Linked DNA regions of Homo sapiens: region 1 is linked to region 2. A link is a loop called in an ENCODE intact Hi-C map of the cell type or tissue named here. Cell type or tissue: right lobe of liver. All regions are shown on one strand.

Region 1 (8,000 bases), 130 kb before region 2:
ATGGCTTCCAGCTTCATCCATGTCGCTGCAAAGGACATGATCTCATTCCTTTTTCTGGCTGCATAGTATTTCATGGTGTATATGTACCACATTTTCTTGATCCAGTCTATCATTGATGGGCATTTGGGTTGGTTCCATGTCTTAGCTATTGTGAATAGTGCTGCAGTGAACATACATGTGCATGTGTCTTTATAGTAGTAGCTACCCCTATTTTAGCTTGATTCCGTCAGCTGTCAGATTGATACCCCACAGATTAATGTGGTGTCTGCTAAAGTCAGTAGGGTCTTGGGATATTCTTTGTCTCGGGTTATAGCCATAGAACTTGAAAGAGTCTCAGGCTGGGCACGGTGGCTCCCGCCTGTAATCCTAGCACTTTGGGAGGCTGAGGTGGGCGGACCGCCTGACGTTGGGAGTTTGAGACCAGCCTGGCCAACATGGTAAAACCCCATCTCTACTAAAAATATAAAAATCAGCCAGGCATGGTGGCAGGCATCTGTAATCCGAGCTACTTAGGAGGCTGAGGCATGAGAATCACTTGAACCCAGGAGGCAGAGGTTGCAGTGAGCCGAGATCATGCCACTGCACTCCAGCCACTGTGACAGAGTGAGACTCTATCTCAAAAACAAAAACAAAACAAAACCCCCGAAAGACAAAAGGAGGAGCCGGTTTCATTTACCTGAAACTAGCAGTTTACCTAGGTTCAGTTTTCTAGGAACTTTATAGCTTAGTATAATAAGACTTAAGCAATAGCATTCAGTTGGTATACAGTCAAGATTTGTTGAATGAATGAATGAAAAGGGTAGGTCTGACAGTTTCTTCTAAACCTTTTGGTTTGTGTGATGAGCCTGGAGTTCCAGAGGGGTACAGTCCAAGCCTTGGGCCTGTGGTTGACCAAACCCTCCCTTAACTAAAAAAGTCCTAATTTAAGTACTTTTAAGGCAGCGAGGATATGACAAAGTGAGACTTAGAATCTGGATTTAGTTAAGACATTGCATTTTAGGCCATTTAGAAACCTCTATACACTAGGGATTCTAAGGGCTGAGATCATAGTTAATTGAATGTTGAATTTGTGAATTTAAATTGAAAATAGGAAATATAAAAGCTAATCCTCTCAAATGAAGAGTATCAATTTATCCACCTAACATAGGCTATTAAAGTGGACATTTAATGGCTTAATCAAGAATCCAAGCATACCTAGTTATAGAATATATGAAATGAACATTGCCGTGAAAGCTGTAAATTGCATATCTTGACAAATATTTGGAAAACGTAGGCCACAGAGTTTTTTTTAAGCAGCTTTAAATTATACAATTTAGTGTTTTTAAAATATATTCACAGAGTTGTGCAACTATTACCACAAACTAATTTTAGACCATTTTCAATCGACCCTTGCATAAAGAAATCCTGTACCCAGTAGTAGTTACTCTTCTGTATTTCTTCCTCTGTCCTCTCCCTCAGGCCTAGATAACCCATGTCTACAAAAATTAAAAAATCTACTTTTTGTCTCTATGTATTTGCCTATTCTGGACATTTTATATAAATGAAATAATAGAATATGTGGATTTTTACTACTGACTTATTTAATTTAGCATACTATTTTCCATATTCATCCATGTTGTAGCCATTCCTTTTTATGGTTAATATTTCATTGTCTAGAATACAACATCGTTGTATTTATTCATTCACTAATTGATAGACATTTGGGTTGTTTAGACTTTTTGGGTATTAGGAATGCCACCATTACTGTTTGTATACCAGTTTTTGTGTGGACATATATTTTGTTTTATTTTTATTTTTTCTAGAGACAGGGTCTTACTCTGTTATCTGGGCTGGGGTGCAGTGGTGCAATCATAGCTTCAAACTCTGGAGCTCAGGCGATCCTCCTGTTTCAGCCTTCTGAGTAGCTGGGACTATAGGTGCATGCCACTGCACCCAGCTATTTTTAAATTTTTATTTATTTTTATTTTATATTAATTTAATTTAATTTTATTTTTTGAGATGGTGTCTCGCTTTGTTGCCCAGGCTGGAGTGCAGTGGCGCCATCTTGGCTCACTGCAACTTCGACCTCCCGGGTTCAAGCAATTCTCTGCCTCAGCCTCCTGAGTAGCTGGGATTACAGGCGCCTGCCACCACGCCCAGCTAATTTTTTGTATTTTTAGTAGAGACGATGTTTCACCATGTTGGCCAGGCTGGTCTTGAACTCCTGACCTCATGATCCACACACCTTGGCCTCCCAAAGTGCTGGGATTACAAGGCATGAGCTACTGCGCCTGGCCTAATTTTTTTAGTTTTTAATTTTTGTAGACATGGGATTCTGCTTTGTTCCCCAGGCTGGTCTGAAATTTCTGGCTTCAAGTGATCCTCCTGCCTTGGCCTCCCAAAGTGTTGGGATTACAGATGTGAGCCACTGCACCTAGCCTGTTTGTGTTTTTCTTTTGTATACACCTAGTAGTGGAATTGCTGGGTTATGTGGTAGCTCTGTATCTAACATTTTGAGAAACTCCAGACTTTTCCAAAGTGGTTGTACTATTTTTATTTTTATCAATATTCTTTGAGGGTTCTAATTTCTCTACTATTAACTTCCCTCTGTGATGTGAGAGCCAGAGACACTAGCTAGAGGAATTGATGTGTATTTATAATTCACCATATGAATTTTGGGGGACAGATGTCAATCTGGAACATGTGTGTAATGATTTACTTGCTCTTCTCCTGGCATCAAATGTTCTTTCCATAGTTGTTTCCAGTTTTCTTTTATTATGAATGCTGTTTCTTTGTAAGCATGAAATCTATGTTCATTTGATATGCAAAAGTAGAATCATGTTTTAATATGCCTTTTAAAAATGAAGTTGAACATTATAGAAAAATGTTGACTTTCCCTGTTCCCCTTTTTTGGGAGATGGAGGAATTTGTTGACTGTTTCCTTGGCCTATCTTTGTTGTTAGAGGTTGTCTTAGTCTGTTTGCTGTTGCTATAACTGAATACCTGAGACTGAAAAATTTATAGAGAAAAGAAATTTATTTAGGTTCACAGTTCTGAAGACTAGGAAGTCCAAGTTCTAGGGGCTACATCTGGGTGAGGATCTTCTTGCTGATGGGGACACTCTGTAGAGTCCCAAGGTGGTGCAAGGTATTGTATGGTGAGGGGGCTCAGGAGAGAAAGCCAGACTGGCTTATATAACAGACTTACTCTCATGATAACTAACCCACTCTCATGATAACCCATTAATCCATTAACCCATGAGTGGATTAATCTATTCCTGAGGGCAGAGCCCTCATGACCCAGTCACCTCTTAAAGGCCCTGCCTTTTAATAATATTACATTTGCAATTACGTTTCAACATGAGTTAGAGAGAGGGCAAACATTCAGACTATAGCAAAGGACACTGTTTTTATCATCTATGTATATAAACTTCTATATATTAAACATAGTAACTCTATTATATCATTTGTTGCAAATGTAATTTCCCATGTAGTTTGCCATTTAATTTTAATCATTGAATTTTTTTTTATTAAATTATTTGTATTTTTAGGAAGTAAGTTTCATCAGTATTTACCTTTATAATTTCGTCTGGCTTTTTAACCTTTCAAAATCCTATCTCAGTCAGAGATGAAAAAAATGTTTTTGGTAGGTTTATAATTTTTAAAAATATCATTTATCTTAACCTCAAGCTACTAACTGCTTATTTGGAAATACTCTCAGAAACATATATGTCATTGAGATGTGAATAACCCTGAATATTCCAATGATCTAGCAGAATGCTGTCCAGTAGAAACTTTTGTGATAATAGAAAAGTTCTATATTTTTTTGTGTTCACTATAGTAGCCATTAGCCACATGTAGCTATTGAGCACTTGAAAGGTGGTTAGCACAACTGACAAACTGCATTTTTAATTTAACTTTTAATATAAATAGAATTTAAATTTTACAGTTTGCAGCAAAAAAAAGAAAAGAAAGGAAAAGAAAGAAAAAGAAACAGAACTTCTGGCTGAGCATGGTGGCTCGTGCCTGTAATCCCAGAACTTGGGGAGGTCAAGGCAGGTGGATCACTTGAGGCCAGGAGTTCTAGACCAACCTGGCCAACATGGTGAAACCCATCTGTACTAAAAGTACAAAAAAAAATTAGCCGGCTATGGTGGTGCATGCCTACAGGGTGGCTGGGAGTATAGGCTTGTGCCACCATGCCCAGCTAATTTTTTAATAGATTTTATTTATAAGTAAGACTGGTATCTTAAATTATATATTTAATTAAAAATTTAATTTAAATAAAAACCACATTCAGATAGATACAGAGAGTTAAGGTCTTTACTTTTGTGTTTTTGCATTCCATGTCACTATACCACTTTGAGTAGAATAGTTTAATTGTGACCCACTGGTTTATCCTTTTCCCCTGGAAAGGTACTCAAGGGAAAGACGTCAGTGGCGCCTAATTGATTATTGACTTATAAGTAGTTATAGCACCCTTTTCCCATTGATAAGGGGAATGGGTAGCACAAGCAGTATGTGATTGCGTGTGTGTGTGTGTGAGAGAGAGAGAGAGAGAGAGAGAGAGAGATTGATTAATCTACTAGAAGAAGGCAGAAGTTCTTTTTTTTTTTTTTGAGACAGTCTTGCCCTTTCGCTCAGGCTGGAGTACAGTGGCCCGATCTTGGTTCACTGCAACCTTTGCTTCCTAGGTTCAAGCGATTCTCCTGCCTCAGCCTCCTGAGTAGCTGGGTCTACAGGCATATGCCACTGCACCTGGCTTTTTTTTTTTTTTTTTTTTTTTTTGAGACAGAGTCTCACTCTGTCACCCAGGCTGGAGCGCAATGGCGTGATCTTGGCTCACCGCAAGCTCCACCTCCTGGGTTCATGCCATTCTCCTGCCTCAGCCACCCCCCTGCCCTCCCCGAATAGCTGGGACTACAGGCGCCCGCCACCACACCCCGCTAATTTTTTGTATATTTTTAGTAGAGGCAGGGTTTCACCTTGTTAGCCAGGATGGTCTTGATCTCCTGACCTCGTGATCTGCCCGCCTCGGCCTCCTAAAGTGCTGGGATTACAGGCGTGAGCCACCGTGCCCAGCCTATTTTTTTTTTTGAGATGTAATCTCGCTCTGTTGCCCAGGCTGGAGTGCAGTGGCACGATCTCGACTCACTGCAACATCTGCCTCCTGGGTTCAAGTGATTCTTCTGCCTCAACCGAGTAGCTGGGACTACAGGTACATGTCACCACACCCAGCTAATTTTTGTATTTTTAGTAGAGATGGGGTTTCACCATATTGGCCAAGCTTGTCTCAAACTCCTGACCTTGTGATCTGCCTGCCTCGGCCTCCCAAAGTGCTGGGATTACAGGCGTGCACCACCACGCCAGGCTTTTTTTTGTACTTTTAGTAGAGATGGGGTTTTGCCATGTTGGCCAGGCTGGTCTTGAACTCCTAGCCTCAAATGATCTACCTGCCTTGGCCTCCTAAAGTGCTAGGATTACAGGTGTGAGCCACCATGCCCGGCCAGAAGTTTTGTATATTTTTTTGCATGTATACATATTCATATCCAGTGTCTTTAGTGGCCTTAGCAAAGCTGGCTCACTAAGAAGGGATCTCTGGTGAGTTGCACTATATTCTCAGGCTTACCCTCATTTTTTGCTTTCCCTGTTACAGACGCTGCATCCAGGTAGTACACAAACTGCTCTGCTACCAGAAGAAGTGTCGGGTACGCCTGCATTACACCTGGCGGGAGCTCTGGTCAGGTAACTTTCTCTCTTGAATTCATCTTCCTTTTTCTATACCTTTTTTGAGCCCCTAGGCCTGGGCTCAAGGTGGATTTTTTGTTTTTTAACCTTTTGGTTTGTTTAGGTTGCCTTTATTTTCAGTTACTCTTTTTGTCTTTTTTTTTTTTTTTTTTTTTTTTTACGTTTTAGCTTTTTTCGAATCCAGACCTGGGTGTGTCACATGTCTATTCTTTACTTTGTCCCTTGTTCCTTCCCCTTCCTATATTTTTTGTCAACTGGTAAAAACAATTGAGTATTTCTTGTGTTCCAATAAATCTTCCTTTGAGTAAGAATGAGGTAGGAGGAGTCGGTACAAACTTGGGTTCTCACTCGGTTTCATTTGATAGCCGCATATGGACTGTAGGGAGGCTTCTGTGTGTTTCTTCAGGAATGTCATAGGGAGAGATGGAGGGATGGGGACGGGGTGGGGAGATGCGGGAATCCTGTTCTTTGTGTTACATCTGGCATTATTACTGTTTACAGACAGTGTCACTTGTACCACTCCCCCTGTGCCAGAGACAAAACAGCAAATTACAGTGTTTACTTTTGTCTTTCTAACCATTTGGTAGCCCAGTAAAGTCACTGCTACCCCTGCAGGGGGGAAGTGCCTCTTCTCTAAGGGTACAATTAATGCTGGCTTGCCACCCCTTTCTTTTGTGTGACTAAGTTGGAGGTTTCAGGAAAGCAGAGGAGACATGTTCCCTGAGGCAGTTGCTTGCTACTAGGTCCTGTGGCTTTTGAGACCTGATGGTACAATAAAATCTTCTCCAGATGATTACAGTGATGAAGGGTTGCCCACCCATGGGAGAGCTGCTCTGTATTTTCAGCAGAATAGGGTGTGTTAGTGTCAGAGCCTTTATAAGAAACAGGCCAGTAACCCAGCCCCCTTCCATGGAATTCATCTCATTCGTTGTGACACATGATTTCCTCCCAACCCAGTTTGGCTTTCTAAATTTAGTCCTCCATAATGGGAAGTAGAGATCTTTAGTTAATGGATTAGCAAGTTTTTGCAGTTACTGCCTATGGTGGTAAAGGGGGAGTAGGAGAATAACATTAAGTGGCAATAGTGGCATTTTGATATTTTAGGAGAGGAGAGTATGATTGTGTGAGAGGTTGAGATTGAAAGAATGTCAGGAGAGTTAAAGAGAGATCAAAAGAGATGGAAATGACCAACAGTAGAATTTCTTAGGTAGCAACACCTCCTTTTAATATAAAGGACTATTATTGCTGCCTATGGATAGTTGTATGATTGTTAGGCTCTAAAAGCATAGGATTAAAGAGAAAACACAATAATGATGCAGATCTTCAGATGTTGGTATAGTTGTTGGATTTATAATAAGTACACATGGTTTATGTCTATAACTTGAATGAAATTACACATTGTAGTACTAAACAAGGTGGTAGTAGTAGTTGTTTCCGCCTGCATCTTCTGATTCCCTTCTGGTTTTACTTTCTCTTTCATTCTATTTTCTTTCCTTTTTGTCCTAGCTATTCTATCTCTGGCCTCTGTGATCTCTGTGGCTTTTCTCTCATTCTCGTGATCTGTTGTCCTCTTCCTCATTATCCTGTTCCATTGTCTTGTCCACATTGCCTTCTATTCTTCGTTCTGGTCTGTCTCCTGAGACTCAGGGCTTCCTGTTATTCTCCTCCTATCCCCATTTTGTATCCTCTGCTCTCTTGATGAATCGACACTTTTATTGGTATGAAGTGTTCTTTGTGTTATTATAGTCATGCATTTTACTTTTTACATGTGTCATAAACTCTAGAATACATTGCCCTCATTTTTGCTTAAACAAGCGATTATCTTTTTTCTTTTTTTTTTTTTTTTTTTGAGACGGAGTCTCGCTCTGTCGCCCAGCCTGGAGCAGTGGCATGATCTCGGTTCACTGCAAGCTCCGCCTCCCGGGTTCACACCATTCTCCTGCCTCACCCTCCTGAGTAGCTGGGACTACAGGCACCCACCACCAGGCCTGGCTAATTTTTTTTGGATTTTTAGTAGAGACGGAGTTTCACCGTGTTAGGCAGGATGGTCTCGAACTCCTGACCTTGTGATCCGCCCACCTCGGCCTCCCAAAGTGCTAGGATTACAGACGTGAGTCACCATGCCTGGCTGCGATTATCTTTGAAAGAGATTTAAAAATGTCTTTTATATTTATCTTTTCTGACTCAGCATTTTTTTCTTCTCACTAGGAAATGGTGAAGAAGAAGGCCATTCTTTATTCTGTGTTGGTCAGTTGACGTTATGTCTTTCAGAAC
Region 2 (8,000 bases):
TCCAGGTCAGATCAACTTCACTCCGATGATCAGAGTGAATGATCATCCCCTTTCTTGGTCTCCCCTTTCTTCCTAGCTCACTTCTGATTTGATGTGTAGTGCCTCTCCCCTGATTGTCCTTGCCTTTGATTCATGATCTTACAAGCTGAAGTCACATCTGGCCTGGCTATGAACAGTCCCTTCTTTCTGTAACCACAGATAGTCAAGTTTCCTGGAGTCAGTGGAAGTCTGAATCCTCCCCGCATAGAAAATCAGAGAGATGTTGTGGGAGAAAAACCCCACAGAATAAAGGCTCTAGCTTAGTCTTGAAAGCGTACCCTATACCCAAAGGCTGGGATGCCCTAAAGTTCAATCCAGGCACTGGATAAGAAGACTGAGTTGGCACTGAGCAATGAAAACAAGTAGCAGATGGTGCTGAGGAACATCCCAAGACTGAAGAAATGTGGTTCCCAGAACGGGAGAAGGAAGGAGACATTGGCAAAGTCTTACTCAGCAACTGTGACAGCCTGGCCAGGGAAAGCTTCAGGATAAGGCTGAGAGCACATTTGTGGTGTCAGGGATATTGGTGAGCTGAGATGCTCACTGTTCTGTAACCTCTTCTCATGCTCTTTTGCCGTACTCAGAGTAAACAGACTTGGTGGCCAGGCTGGGCTGGTCAGGAAAGGCAGGGAATAGAAGAGATGAGAAAGTCGCGGTGGGTGCAGTGGCTCACGCCTGTAATCCCAGCACTTTTGGAGGTCAAGTCTGGTGGATCAACTGAGTTCAGGAGTTAGAGACCAGCTTGGCCAACATGGAGAAATCACATCTCTACTAAAAATACAAAAATTAGCCGGGCATGATGGCACACACCTGTAATCCCAGCTACTCAGGAGGTTGAGGCATGAGAATTGCTTGAACCCAGGAGGCAGAGGTTGCAGTGAGCTGAGATTGCACCACTGCACTCCAGCCTGGGCGACAGAGTGAGACTCTGTCTCAAAAAGGAAAAAAAAAAAAAGAGAGAGAGAGAGATTAGAAAGTTGGCCAGGCTCAATGGCTCACACCCGTACTCCCAGCACTTTGGGAGGCCAAGGCAGGTGGATCACCTGAGGTCAGGAGTTCGAGACCAGCCTGGCCAACATGGCGAAACACCATCTCTACTAAAACATATAAAAAACAGCCAGGTGTGGTGATGTGCCCCTGTCGTCCCAGCTACTCGGGAGGCTGAGGCAGGAGAATCGCTTGAACCTGGGAGGCAGAGGTTGCAGTGAACTGAGATCACGTCACTGTACTCCAGCCTGAGCGACAGAGCAAGACTCAGTCTCAAAAAAAAAAAAAAAAAAAAAAAAAGAGAGAGAGAGAAAGTGGTCCCAGAAACCTGAGGCATCGCTCCCTGTAGCCAGGCTGTTTTCTGGAAGATAAGTAATAAGCAAGGTTTCTTGGGGGTGTTGTCACAGACCAAACCCAACCCAGTAGATCAGCAGAATGGGGCTCAGGGTTGTGGGATTTGCATGGCCTAAGCCCTGCCTGGCCCTTGATGTCCTCCAGGTGCTGGAGGTGGTGAGAGCCAACTATGACACGCTCACGCTGAAGCTGCAGGATGGCCTGGACCAGTATGAGCGCTACTCAGAGCAGCACAAGGAAGCTGCCTTCTTCAAAGAGCTGGTGAGTGCCCCACCGCCTCTGCCTGTGTCTTAGGGGCCCGCCCCCAGCCACTGGGTTCTGCAGTTTATCTGCAGTTTATCTGCAGATAAAACAAGACTTGAGGGGTCTGCTGGGATGGGGTATGCAACTTCTCTCCCCCATTGTACCAGGCAGTAAGAGAAGATGCTATTCGAGGTAGTATTGCCTACTTCTCCTTTGCAGCCATGGAGACAGCCCTTGCACAGCTCCAGCTGGGCCTGGGGTTTGACGTGTGTTCCCAGCAGCAGATCTGGCTCATTATTCCTTAACCTGTCCTCAGGGCAACTAATAAAAGTAATTAATTCTTCCCCTTCTTATGGAATCACGTCTTCCTAAACTCCTAACTGGCCGCTGGTCTGAGTCCCCTCCCAATCTAGTTCTCCAGTCTCCATTCCCTGCTTTCCAATCACTTAGCTTCCTGCAGCCCCCACCCTTGGGCACTTGGAGCCATGAGCATTTGCTCTGCCTCCTACTTAAGTTCCCAGTCAGTGTCTCCACAGAGCTAGCCCTATTGATGGTCCCTTTCCTGCCCTGTACTCTGAGCTGTTCTCAAGAAAAGCTCAGCCCCCCTGCAGTCCTGTAACCCTACCAGCTTGGTTTACACAAACATCCTGGCTGGGGACTGAGACCAGGACCTGCAGGCCTCTGTACCCACTTCCCCTGTCCTTAGACCTCCCTCTGCTGGGGCTGAACTTGCGTCAGCTCAGCTTTTACTTACCCCATGCCAATTGTGGTGAAGGCACTGCGTATTAGATCGTTTGTCTTGTGCTAAACACAGCCCAACTCTGATCCTGACATGACATTCCTCAGGATTTTGGACTTCCACAGGGTCAGGAAGACATGCTCTGGGGTGAGTTAGTTTGGAACACAGAAACCATTAGTGTAAAGTGATAGCAGAGTGGAACATTTTTATGGGATGGTTGGCAAGTCTTTAAGTTGATGTGGAGGAAGTTCTGGGAGCAAATGGTTAACAGAGAGCAATCTGTGAGGAGCTGGAGAGGGTTACGGGAGCGGTGTCTCGAGGCTCTGAGACACTCACCACGGCCTTACTCAGTTCTGCTCATATTTGTTCCCCTGGCACAGGGGAGCAAAGAGGGTCTGGTCCAGTTTGGAGCTAATGAGCTCAAGTTTCCTGCTGTTTGCCATGCTGCCCTTTCCTCTGCTTCCTTCCTGATGACTTCATTAAGTTTCCTATAGCATAGCAGAAATTGAAGGAAAGCTCCTGAGACTTTGGGGCCCAGGGCAGACACACTCTCCTCCTCCTTCCCCTTTTTGTTTCTCAGGCAATCTACACAGCTATTTCCTGTGGGGAAATCTCCTTGAAGAGTCTGCCAGATTCCTCTTGGAACCCTCTCAGAGTAGGGACTTGGGCCCTCTGACCCTTTCTCTACAGGCTTTTACCCTGCTGACCCAGGCAACACTGGGTTAGGGTTCTGTGGGTAGAGAGTATGTGAGGTGAGCAGTGGGCACACAGCAAGGATACGCCCCAGACTTTCCTCTCGAGTGGGCAGGCATCTTTAGAAGGAGTGCTAGACTAGGAGTTAAGAACCCTCGGCCCTGCTCCCAAGCTGGGACTCACTAGCAATGTCACCTGGCCCTGGCCATTGAAATTGGCCTCCTTGGATCCTACTCTTGCCATCTGTGCCAGAAAAGGACTGCATCTCTAAATGCTCCTTCTAACCCCAAAATGTAAATAAATCCAAAGGGAGAGTGAAGAGACTAGAAACACATCTAAAGAGAGGTGGTGCTAGAGCATGAGTCTTCTGGCCTCAGTTTCTCCTCCTCCATCAGATCACTGAGCAGCCCAGTCCCCCTTCTGCATAGCCAAAGCAGAGACAGATGTCAGCCTCAGCCCTCCTTTCTTGTCTGTGCCTGCTTCTACCTCCCCAGGAGCCCAGATGCTCTTCTTACATCCTCCAGAGTTTGTTCCTGTCCACCCCTCTTCTCTCCTTCCCTGCTGTCAAGGAACTGTTTGCTCATTTGCCTGCAGGGATAATAGCTGTTAAGGGTTCATTTCCTAAGAGAGAGACTTCTAGTGCCCCGTGTAGCAGGCACTGTCCTCTGCCGTTTAGAACTGACTCTCTCCTGTTTTCTCTCTGGCTGCGCCCTCCCACCTTCCCCAACTACCCTTTCCCAGGTTCGATCCATTAGCACCAACGTCCGGAGAAACCTGGCCTTCCACACACTCAGCCAAGAAGTCCTGCTCAAGGAGTTCTCCACTATCTCCTGAGGCCACGCCTACCTGAGCAGCCTCTGACTGCCCTTACCCATGAGGATCATGGGCTGGAGGGGGAGCGAGGGGAGAGGGGGCTGCCCCCGAGGTTGGAGAGAAACACAGATACCAAGTTCTCTTGGTGAAGACCGCACTTCAATGGAGCTTGGGCAGCAGGGGCAGGAGGGTCAAGCCAGGGATAATCTTATTTGGGGAGGAATGGGTGGGCACAGTGGGGAGAGGCCTCCAGGAATGTGGGGACTTCCAGAGTGGGCTCCCTAAACAGCCCCTCACATTTCCAATCTTGAGGTTACAAGCTGTAGCTACTGACTAATTTTCGGGAGCTGGTGAGGCAAGCCTCAGGGTAATGCCAGCACCCTGAAAGTCAGTGGCTCTGCTCGGCTTCTGAAAACAGATCAACTCTCAGATATAGCTGGAGCTACATCCTGCTTCCTTTGGGCCTGGGGCTGTGCTTGGCTTGAAATCTGTGTCCCCTGCCTGCACTGGCACTTTGTCCAGTCATCGGGACCTTTGGCTCAGATTTAGGGTAAGATAGGAATAGGGTACCTTTTTCCTTTTTTTTCTGAGACGGAGTCTCACTCTGTCGCCCAGGCTGGAATGCAGTGGCGTGATCTCGGCTTTACTGCAGCCTCCGCTTCCTGGGTTCAAGCGATTCTCCTGCCTCAGCCTCCCGAGTAGCTGGGACTACAGGAGCGTGTGCCACGCCCGGCTAATTTTTTGTATTTTTAGTAGAGATGGGGTTTCACCATGTTACCCAGGATGGTCTCAATATCCTGAGTTCATGATCCACCCACCTTGGCCTCCCAAAGTGCTGGGATTACAGGCGTGAGCCACCACACCCAGCCAGTTTTCCTATTTTCTGAATTCAGAATTGACTTCTCTGGGAAAACTGGAGATGAGAATCTGCCCAGTGCTCTGCTGTCCAGTCACCGCCTTTTGAATTTTAGTTTTGGCACCAGGAGTACCGTTAGCTTTCCCCTTCTTCTGGCCCATTTGACTCATCAGCACAATAGGGTCACCACCTTAACTTTTAATTTCTAATCTGCTTTACTGTCTTTAGGGTGTGTATGAAATAAACATTGACAGGCTTTCTGGAGCCCTCAAGGTGCCTACTTTGCTGGTTCCCTTTCCAGCAGCTCCCCCACCTCCCTTAGCCCCCCCTCCTCTGGCAGCCTCTCCTGCCTCTGCTGAGCTCCCCTCCACGTGTTCCACCCCCTTACCCTGCTGTTGTTTACATCCAACCTGCCTGAGAATTTCCTCTGGGGAGGAATCTATTCCTGTCATGGTCTAGTGCCTGGGAGGGAGAGAACTTTCTGGGGGTAGGGTGCCCTCCATCTGAAACAGGCCAGGTGAGCATCATGCATAAGGCCTCCATTCTGTCCGCTCAGATTCTGGGTGGGGCCACAGGCAAATCTCCTGACTTATGGGGAGTTGGCTTGTGGTTCCTCCCTTGGATAGCCTCCATGGAACCACTATAGGCTTTCCCAACAGCTGCCTCTGAAATAGCTGCTGCTTCGAGATCCTCCCTTTTTAAAGCACTTTCTAAAGCCCTCAGGATGGCGGGAGCAAACAGCACTGGTATATTCTAGGAGTAAGTGCAGGAATTCAGCAGTGAGAGCATGTCTGGGACCACCTGGACTGCCATCCATTTAACCTCAAATCTCTTTGGGATACTCGCCCTCCCTGGGAACCAGAGTTCTGGCTCTAACATTGAGCAGCTATGCACTAGTTCCAGAGAAGCCACTAACAGGCTGCCATGTGTAGATGTAGGTTCTTAAGAGATCACAGGCTGGGTCATCTGATCACTGGATGGATAGCTCAGCCTGGGGCATTTAGTGTTTTCCCTGGTGATAAATCCCCAAGGCAGCTGGATTTGGAGCTGGTGGCAAGTTGAAATTATTAAAAATTGATTTGTGTGGGACTGTCTTTAGTGTTGCTTTTTTTTTCCTTAATCTCTGTTGCCCAGACTCATTCCTCAAAGATAGAGGTAAGGTAATCTCCTAGGTGCTGCTGCCATCTGGCTAGGGGACCCCTACCTGCCCTTGTGAACTCTCCTCCTTCCTCTGAGTCTCCTGGCCCTAGTAGAGGTCAGTTGGGTTCGGAGAGCTGTAACCTCTCTTGTCCTCTGGGTAGAAGGAGGGAGAAGAGAGTTAGTTCCCTTATCTCCAAACTTAGTGGTATTGAGGAGGCAAGCCAACCCATTTGGCCACTTACGGATTCCTGCCAGCCTTTCCTCCAAGTGAATGAGGACAGGTCTAGGGCATGGGGCACTAAGCAGAGGGCTCCTTGCCCTCCATTGTAAAGGCCCTTCTCTTGACCAGTTTATTCACATATACCTATCCCAGAACTCCAAACGAGAGTGCCCATTCTCTCCTGGAAATCAACCTTAACAGGAGCTGCCCAAGCACTTTCTATGCCCAGCCTCTATACCAGGTCTGTGGAGCCTCCTCCAGAGCCAAGGGAGATCCAAGCGCAGGGCATTGCTCCTAAAGACAATCTTACCCTCAGCCACTTGTCCCCCTCTTAGGCCTGAACTCCCGCCACAATTCCTGCTGGGTTGATTAAATCAAGTGGTTGGAAATTAAAGCCAATTGAAGAGATTAAGTGTGCTTGAGTCACTTTAAAGTTTTTGGTCTTAACAGGTCACTCCTTTGGACCCACCAGACAAGGTCCCCTCATCCTCATAGCAACGGGTTGGGGGGCTTTTGGGTGTGGAGCCCAGGAAGCATCCTGAGGAAGGTCAGACCTGTGACGCTCAAAACACTCAGGATCCATTCCTGGGAGATGAGGCAGCCCAGCTTCCGTGCTAGCCCTGCCTTTGGAAAGGAGCTAATCTTAAGGAAGGGGTTTCATAACAAGGGCATTTCTTTCCTACTCTGTATCCTGACTTGGATCCCCAAACCTGTCAGTTGCTCCCCATATCTGCTGGAAAACAAGGAATCTAGGACAGGACAGGTGACAAAAGAGAAGGGCAGAAAAGTTGCTGCAGGGGAGGAACAAAAGAGCAAGGATGTCTTGAGAAACTGACCTGGTTCACTAGTTTTTTTATCTTCCTAGTCGGCCTATGGGGTTCATTAGATCAGTGAAGGAGGCACCCTGAGAGTGAATAGGTTCCAGAGACGGGGTCCTGGAGTGGGTGAGAGTTGGGGTCCTTCTGGAACTTGAGAGAAGATGAAACAGTAGTCCATTGGCCCACGATGAGCCTGCTAATATTAGAGGCTGGGTTGACTCTTCCTTTGCATCCCTAACCTGCTTTAAGCACGGTGGGGACTGTCTGGGACCACGAGAGACGCATACACGGGAGGAGGAACAACAGAGAAAATACAGGCTGACATGGAGACAAACGGAGCGGGGACTCAGATATGATACCCCAGGCTCTGCCTCAGCCAGAACTGTGTTGACGAAGGGGGACGGGGTGCCTGAGAATTGGGGGCGGGGTTTCCTCCTCTCAGTGGGGCTCTTCTGTCCCGCGCTCTCCTCCTCCCCCACCCCCCCCCCCCGCCAAGCCCCGTGACTTCTGCTTTAGGGGCAGATTGCTGGGGAGCTAGTCTCCTTCCCCGCACTTTGCAGTTCACCCTTTCACCGGGTGCCTCCCCCGGGCTGCAAAGGGTGGGGGGCGGGGGTAGGGGGAGCCAATCCCGGCAGCGCCAAAGAGGGGAGGAGGCGGTGACAGCCGCGGGGAGGGGGCGGGAGGAGAGAGGCAGCTCGGCTCGGCTCCGCGCTCAGCTCCGCTCTGCCTCCGGCTCTGCGCTCACCTGCTGCCTAGTGTTCCCTCTCCTGCTCCAGGACCTCCGGGTAGACCTCAGACCCCGGGCCCATTCCCAGACTCAGCCTCAGCCCGGACTTCCCCAGCCCCGACAGCACAGTAGGCCGCCAGGGGGCGCCGTGTGAGCGCCCTATCCCGGCCACCCGGCGCCCCCTCCCACGGCCCGGGCGGGAGCGGGGCGCCGGGGGCCATGCGGGGCCAGGGCCGCAAGGAGAGTTTGTCCGATTCCCGAGACCTGGACGGCTCCTACGACCAGCTCACGGGTGAGTCAGTGACGTGGGGGTCGCGGGAGGGAGGGTGGATTCCATTCCTCCAGACCCTTCCGCCTCTCCGACCCCGGCC

The links. Hi-C counts contacts between places; a loop is a spot of excess contacts. Peaks named below come from ENCODE experiments on the same cell type or tissue, not always from the same donor. Only the 100,000 strongest peaks of a DNase experiment are listed, where the experiment ranks them.
Region 1: it touches region 2 in a loop (4-fold over the local background); 4 of 110 quality-filtered maps call a loop at or near these places.

The regions. Positions count from the first base shown.
Region 1 is chr10:101,972,935-101,980,934 of GRCh38, reverse strand. ARMH3 (armadillo like helical domain containing 3) reads left to right here. Exons shown (of 26, transcript NM_024541.3): 20 at 5,635-5,723. Among named protein-coding and RNA genes, the nearest start is that of ARMH3, 79 kb to the left of the region's middle. RefSeq lists an enhancer at 7,179-7,328. In right lobe of liver, no CTCF peak of the experiment used is centred here; no DNase peak of the experiment used is centred here; H3K27ac peaks cover 1,683 bases.
Region 2 is chr10:101,843,417-101,851,416 of GRCh38, reverse strand. It overlaps KCNIP2 (potassium voltage-gated channel interacting protein 2), which reads left to right and starts at 7,617. Exons shown (of 10, transcript NM_173191.3): 1 at 7,617-7,921. The coding sequence starts at 7,849. It overlaps ARMH3 (armadillo like helical domain containing 3), which reads left to right. Exons shown (of 26, transcript NM_024541.3): 25 at 1,525-1,641; 26 at 3,797-5,818. The coding sequence ends at 3,889. RefSeq lists a silencer at 7,395-7,644 and an enhancer at 7,600-8,000. In right lobe of liver, a CTCF peak has its summit at 7,755 (motif pointing right); no DNase peak of the experiment used is centred here; H3K4me3 peaks cover 583 bases; H3K27ac peaks cover 2,136 bases.